2 separate regions of the Homo sapiens genome follow, and region 2 is linked to region 1. The links are chromatin contacts, found by Hi-C in ENCODE. All regions are on one chromosome and are shown on one strand. The core of a region is the stretch at or near the end of the contact, and the rest is flanking DNA. Distances in the headings are between cores, read along the strand shown. Region 1 holds the start of PRDM13 (PR/SET domain 13). Region 2 holds the start of GRIK2 (glutamate ionotropic receptor kainate type subunit 2).

Region 1 (3,028 bases), core at 1-2,500:
ACCACTCAGGCCTCTCTTGGAAGAACTGCATCGGGCTCCGGTGCTGGCTGCATAGGATTTGGGGAGCTGTGCTCAGAACTAGCAGCACGCGGCAGGTGCCGGCAGAAATCACAAATATCTGATGAACTTGATTACTTGGCTACTATTTATGAAAATAAATGTTCTCACGCCAATTGGAGGCTTCCCTAAAAGAAAACGGGTAGCTCTCCGGTTTAACTCTGAAGTACAACGTCTTGTTAGTTCACAAAGTAGGTGTAAGAAAGAGTTGTCCCAAACGCCCACCTCGCCCCTCTTCTCTACAACCTTTAACAGATTGCGGTGATTTTCGTTTTTGTTTACTGTTTTTTTTTTAATAGAAAAGTCCAGGTTGCTGGTTTTAGGGAAGTTAGTCCAAGGACATCTTCTAGGGGACGTGATCAATAACCCACTGGTAGAACTTCTTCCTCTTCAACCCTGGGCTGCGGACCGGGGCGCAGGATCCCCATTCGAAACTGTTGGTTCTGGGGCTGTTTCCCATTCTCCAGAGAAAGTGCAGGCCCGGGGTGTGCCCGAGAAAAGTGATGAGCAGTTGACCTCCCCTTCTCAACTTGGTCTGGAGGCTTCATCATATTTTCGGACGAAATGGGACAGAAGTGAGAATTAAAGCGGTTCTGAATAGACGACTGGCCTGAACCCAATCCCCTGAAATGGTAATATGGTTGTTATTTAAAAAGTGTAGGTATTTTCTGGTGTTTTCCCATCAAGTACCTGCCTAATTTCTGTATGGCACACGCCAGAAATCAATAGTAGTTAACAAGTCCTCCAAACAGTCTCCATCTCTTTGTTTAATCTCCTTTACAATAAAGCCAAGGGGAGAGAATTAAAAATCTTTGAAGTAGATCAAGGCTCAAAGGAATCAGCCAAGTAGACTTAAAGTAGTCACTTATTTCCCAAAACTGGTTTGTCGGGGAACAATAAAAGGAAGTAAAATTTATGGAGAAATTATACAGTGGATTTGTCACTTAAAATATCGTAACTGTCTGGAGGACAATACCCCATGCTGAGGATTAATGGTCCCGCCGGACCTTTGATTCACCAGTGCCTTTTCTTCGCCCTTGACAAATTGGATTTTTAGGAATGGGAAGGTCGCCTGGACCATTGTGTGCTAGCCATTCAGCGGCCTCGATTATGCAGGGGGCTGAGGGAACCACTCCATGTGACCCTCTCGGGTGGGACTCTGCAGCTGCTTCGCAGCGCAACTCTCTCACCAAACTCCGCGCCCTTGCGCTAGCGGTGCCAAAAGGCTCCCGCCCCGATTGAAAAGGCGCAGTGCATGCCCGCCCGCGTCACTCCGCGGGCGGAGGACGCACGTCGGGGCGCGGCTCTCTGGCTAGCGCGCAGCTCCAGCTCTGTCACTCGCGCCCTTCCAAGGACCTGGAGCACCCGAGCGCCTGCCTGGTGGCGGCGGCAACAATGCACGGAGCCGCCAGAGCGCCAGCCACCAGCGTGAGTGCCGACTGCTGCATCCCGGCCGGCTTGCGCCTCGGACCGGTGCCTGGTACCTTCAAGCTGGGCAAGTACCTGTCAGACCGCAGGGAGCCCGGGCCTAAGAAAAAGGTATTGACCATTCAGACCTCTGCCCACTGCCATTCGCCTCTCAGTGCCCTGACCCGGGAAAGGGGTACGAGAGAAAGTGGAGGAAGGGAGTGATTGAGTCGTTACCTGCTAATTCTGCCGGGTGGAAGGGGACTCCTATTATTCTGAGCAAGTAGCCTCTTTAACTGTGAGAGCTGGACGGGGTCGGGCTGAGAGGAGAGGATGTGGCCGAGAGGCGACAGCCCTGGGTGGGGTGCACTGAGCGCTGTAGGTGCCGGGACCATTCGCAGCTTGTGTTTTCCCCTGCGCTCTCGGGTCTCCTCAGTCAGAAGCCAGAAGCCCACCCCCGCACGCTGTCCGCAGCTCTCTCTGCAAAAGCACCCTCTTTCTGGGGGCTCAGGGCATCGAGACCCTTTCTTCCCTTCTGCCCTTCAATATGTTAATTTGAGGCCTAATTTCGCCTTAAAGTAATTTTTTTTCCTGAAAAAAAAAATCTTTGGGAGGCTCTCAGTTCCTAGAACCTCCTCAGATATTTTTTTTTCCCTTGCCGATGTCGGCTTGTGGGTATGCGGCATATGGAGAGAGGATGAGCAAGGTACTGGCTCTGACGCGGGCTCCAAGGGCGAGGCGCGCCCATTCGCGCGGGGCACAGGGTCAGAGCGTCTGCAGCGGGGCTCTGAGAGTCCAGAGGCCCAACCGGGAGGCGCCAGGGCCAAACCACTAGCTTTGACTCCCACACTCCACACACCGTCGCGACCCCTGACCAGAGAGACTTATAGCACTCGCCCGCTTTGGGGGCGTCCCAGGAGCCAAAGGTCGGCAAACAGCGACCGGGAAATGAAGGCAGAAGTCTGGGGTAGAAGAAAGGACTTTGGCTTCCTTGGCTTTAGCTTGCCTTGCTTGGAGCTTTCTAGTAAAAAGCTCCGGTGTCCAGCCAGCGGGACTTGCACCTCGCTCCTCCTGCAATCACGCCCCCCACTACAGTCTAAAGCGGGGTTTGGTGCCCACCGCGCATTCCTCTTTAAACGCGTTTTAATTGCTTTTAAATGGCCTGCCAGCTGCGGGCAAGCTTTTCCCCGCTTGGGCTTTGTTCCGAGACTTTAGCTGCAGGGCTCACAGGCAACTAGGTGCGATGCACACAGAATACAGGAGGCATGAGATAATTTTTTTGTTTGTTTGTCGGGGGTACGCTCTGGGCCCTGGGACTGACCTAGAAATGTCTCTACCGTGGTGTTACGGCTGCTCTCAGAACTGCAAATGGGAGAGCTGGGGTAGGGGACAACTTGGTACAAGATGTGCCTAAGCACTCAGGGAGGATGCTCTCAACACCCCTCTCCCCTCCCCGTGTCGTCAAGGTGGGGCGCAGGGAAGTGGGAGTACTGTTAGCATAGGTAGACTTTCCTCTTTCTCCCTCCCCGAAGCAAGGTCCTAAGGAATTCTCCTCCTCCCAGTA
Region 2 (3,028 bases), core at 379-2,878, 1.8 Mb after region 1:
CAGAGAGTCCTGGATGGTGACCAAGAGGGAAAGACTGGCGGTTTTGGCAGGACTGAATTTCTGTGTTTCAGAGCTATTCTGAGCCAGGCGCTAGCCTCAGGGTGTGGAACATGGCCCTGCTGCGCCAGGGTCCGGCGAGGGCTTAACTTTACTAGGGCTGCAGTGAAGGAGGAAGCAAAAGGGCAAGTTCTGGTCTCCAGCTCAGACAACGGGTCCCTGGGGACTCAGAGCCTCTCTAATTCCCGGACCTCGGAATTAGATAGATAGTGGAGAACCACCAGGGACTGGAACTGCTAGGGGACTGCAGAGCCGTGGAATCCCCCCTGGCCCCTTCTTTATGCAGCCCGTTTGAAATGGTCTCTTGAGCCCAGTGCGCCTGGCCTGTTCCCGCTTAGCCTCACTTAAATCTCCTCGCGAATCTGAGCTGGCCAACTTCCTCTGGGGGAAACTGCTAAACTCAGCTCCAGTTAATATTGTAGGGCTGAGGATAAAATAGCAACGGTTTTGAATAGATGTTGACTTTTCCGACCCAGAGGAGCGGAACTCAGGGATTGTTTGCAAAAGCTAATCGTTTCCACAGTGAAGCAGGGAGAGCCTGGTGCGCTCACCGCCGCCAGCCCCTCCCTGGAAGCCAAGCTGCGGGAAGACTCTGGGACTCAGTTGCCCCTCCCCATCTCTGGCCTTTAAAAGAGTCCTCCCGAGAACTTGGACCAGTGGCCGCCAAACCAGGGCTGCTTCCCAGACTCCTGTCTCCAATCTTGGAGTCTGCGACCTCAGGTTCGGCGCCCACTAGATCTCGAATCCAACTTCTTTCTGAAATGTGTTTAGGTTGAGAGTTCCGGGGCCTGGGCGGGAGTTTGGTGGGGAGAGGGGAGTCTGCTATTTAAGGCGCCATACATACACAGAGACAGCCCGCCCGACCTCCTAACACTCAGGAAAAGTCAATTTCCAAGCATCTGTTCTCAATAATGGTGGCAGGGAGCAGGGCACTGTGACTCCCAGCATCTGAGGGAATACCCGCAGCAGCGCTACCAGAGCGCATTTGCTCTATGCGCTGGAGGTCGGGGTGGGAGGGTGCGCAGATCAAGATCTTTTTTTGCGAACCTCAGGGAAATGACCGTAGTTGGACTAAGAGGTCCACTTTGGAGACTACCAGCAGCCCTCCAAGCCCTGGCAGTGGAGAAGTTTCGTTGCTATGGTTTCGGAGAGGCATAAAAGCCATCACCCAGAAGCAAATGTGTTTGGGCTCCTTATATGTGTTGTCACCACCCAAGGCTAGGCAAATTCCTCGGCGCTTTGCATGCATCACTCACTCCCTGACAGAGCATCTTGGCCTTAGTCTCCCCATCCCAGGAGGCGGGTGTGCGCTAAGGGAGCGAAGTCCAGCCGGAGGCTTCGTAACATCCAAGTCTAGGGACACCAGGAATTCTCTCGCTCTAGCTCCTGTGGTCCAGGGGTGGGAGATGCCCCCGAGTGGCCGCGGCGGCCAGGAGCGTGCAGGGGCCACGGGGAAAGGAGCGCGGCGCCTTTAAAGCAAGAGGCGAGGAACCCCCGCCAGGAGGCGTGTCTGTCTCTGCCGCCGCCGCCGCCGCTGCTGCTCCTCGGTCACCGTCTTCGCCGCTGCCGTCACTCGCGCTCGGCGCCGGCGGCTGCGCTGGTCGGTCTGGTAGCTGGGGACTTTTCCGCCCGACCTCCTCCGGCTGCTCCTCCCCGAGGACCACCCCACCCCCTCCCCGCCCACCTCACCCCTAGCTCCAGGTAAGGACTCCCCGGCTGTGGGCTGCACTCCGGGCTCCTTCACGAGGTGTTTGTTTTCAAGAGGACGGGAGGGACTGCGGGTGGGCGAGGGGCATTTTCCACCTGGAGAGAAGGAAGAAGGCGAACAGTAGCGCTGCGGACGTCCGTGCGCTCGGGGCGCCCGCTGGACGGATTCACTGCGAGTCTTTGTCGGGCTTATCTCAGCCAATTCCCGTCAAGCATGCAAGTGGCTCTGTTGGCTGCAGTCGCCTATGTTCTCCACATAAAATGATTTAAGAAGTGGACGTGTCAGGAAGTGGCCTCAGCTACGGGGACTCACGCGAGGCGAAGAGAATGAGACAGATGGCAAGAAGCTGTGTGGCTGCCGGCGGGTCTGACGAACTCCCCATCCCTCCTTCTGCCCACCCATCCTTCCATTAACCCTACTCCTTAGTTCTGCGCTGAGGAAGTATATTTATTTTAACCGGCACCCGTATTAAGAGCTTCTGAAAAAACTTGGAGGGCGTCCCATTAGGGTAAGGAGTGGGCAGTGTTACCAGGGTGGATCATAAACCTCAAGAACTTTTAACGAACCACATCCTCTGATATTTTTACCTTTAAGGAGATAGAGTTTCTTTACCAAACAACACGACCGAGCTGAGGCTCCTTAGAGAATAATTTCCAATTTAGGCAATGGGGAATATTAGAAAACTTACTATTAGTAGCCTTTTGGTAATGCACAGATTATCTTCTATCGTTTATTCATCTCCATACTGTAAGTATTCTGTCATCAGAAATTATCTTATGGATTGATGATTATTTTCATTTCACGAGAGATGATTGGTTCATTTGAGTCTTAATTAGTCAGTTTAGTTACTGAAATAAATGCAATTGTATTTCAATCTTGATTTGTCTTAGTTCATTACTTTCTAACTTTATAGAGTCTATTCCTGTAACCACCAAGGCAGCCTATCAACTTCCAGTGGCCTTAAAAACTTTTGAGTCAAACAAACAACAAAAAATTGAAATGCACAAGAGCAAGGTGATAGAGAATTGAGCAATGTTTGGAAGTCTTATCTGTTTGTTTTCTCCTATTTAAACCCATTGAAAATCACACAGGCTGAAATTTAAAAAAAAAAGTTCTGGGATATGTAAATTTATTCCACTTCAATTTGTTAATTAAGATACACTTATTTTAGTGTCTAAAAATTAATCAAAACTCTAAATGTCATTAATCATCAATGCAGCAGAATGTTGCTGGAACAGCTGATAATGTGTTCAGAATCATAAG

The links. Hi-C counts contacts between places; a loop is a spot of excess contacts on that map. Pooled maps may share reads with other maps.
Region 2: a loop to region 1 is called in a map with no recorded cell type, with 11 times the contacts of the local background. The contact joins the promoter of GRIK2 here to the promoter of PRDM13 in region 1. A Hi-C loop is called at or near these places in 1 of 168 maps with a recorded cell type or tissue (naive thymus-derived CD4-positive, alpha-beta T cell), 12 of 37 single-sample maps with no recorded cell type and 10 of 50 pooled maps.

What each region holds. Positions count from the first base shown.
Region 1 is chr6:99,605,583-99,608,610 of GRCh38, forward strand. PRDM13 (PR/SET domain 13) reads left to right here and starts at 1,251. Exons shown (of 4, transcript NM_021620.4): 1 at 1,251-1,596. The coding sequence starts at 1,453.
Region 2 is chr6:101,392,080-101,395,107 of GRCh38, forward strand. It overlaps GRIK2 (glutamate ionotropic receptor kainate type subunit 2), which reads left to right and starts at 1,629. Exons shown (of 17, transcript NM_021956.5): 1 at 1,629-1,758.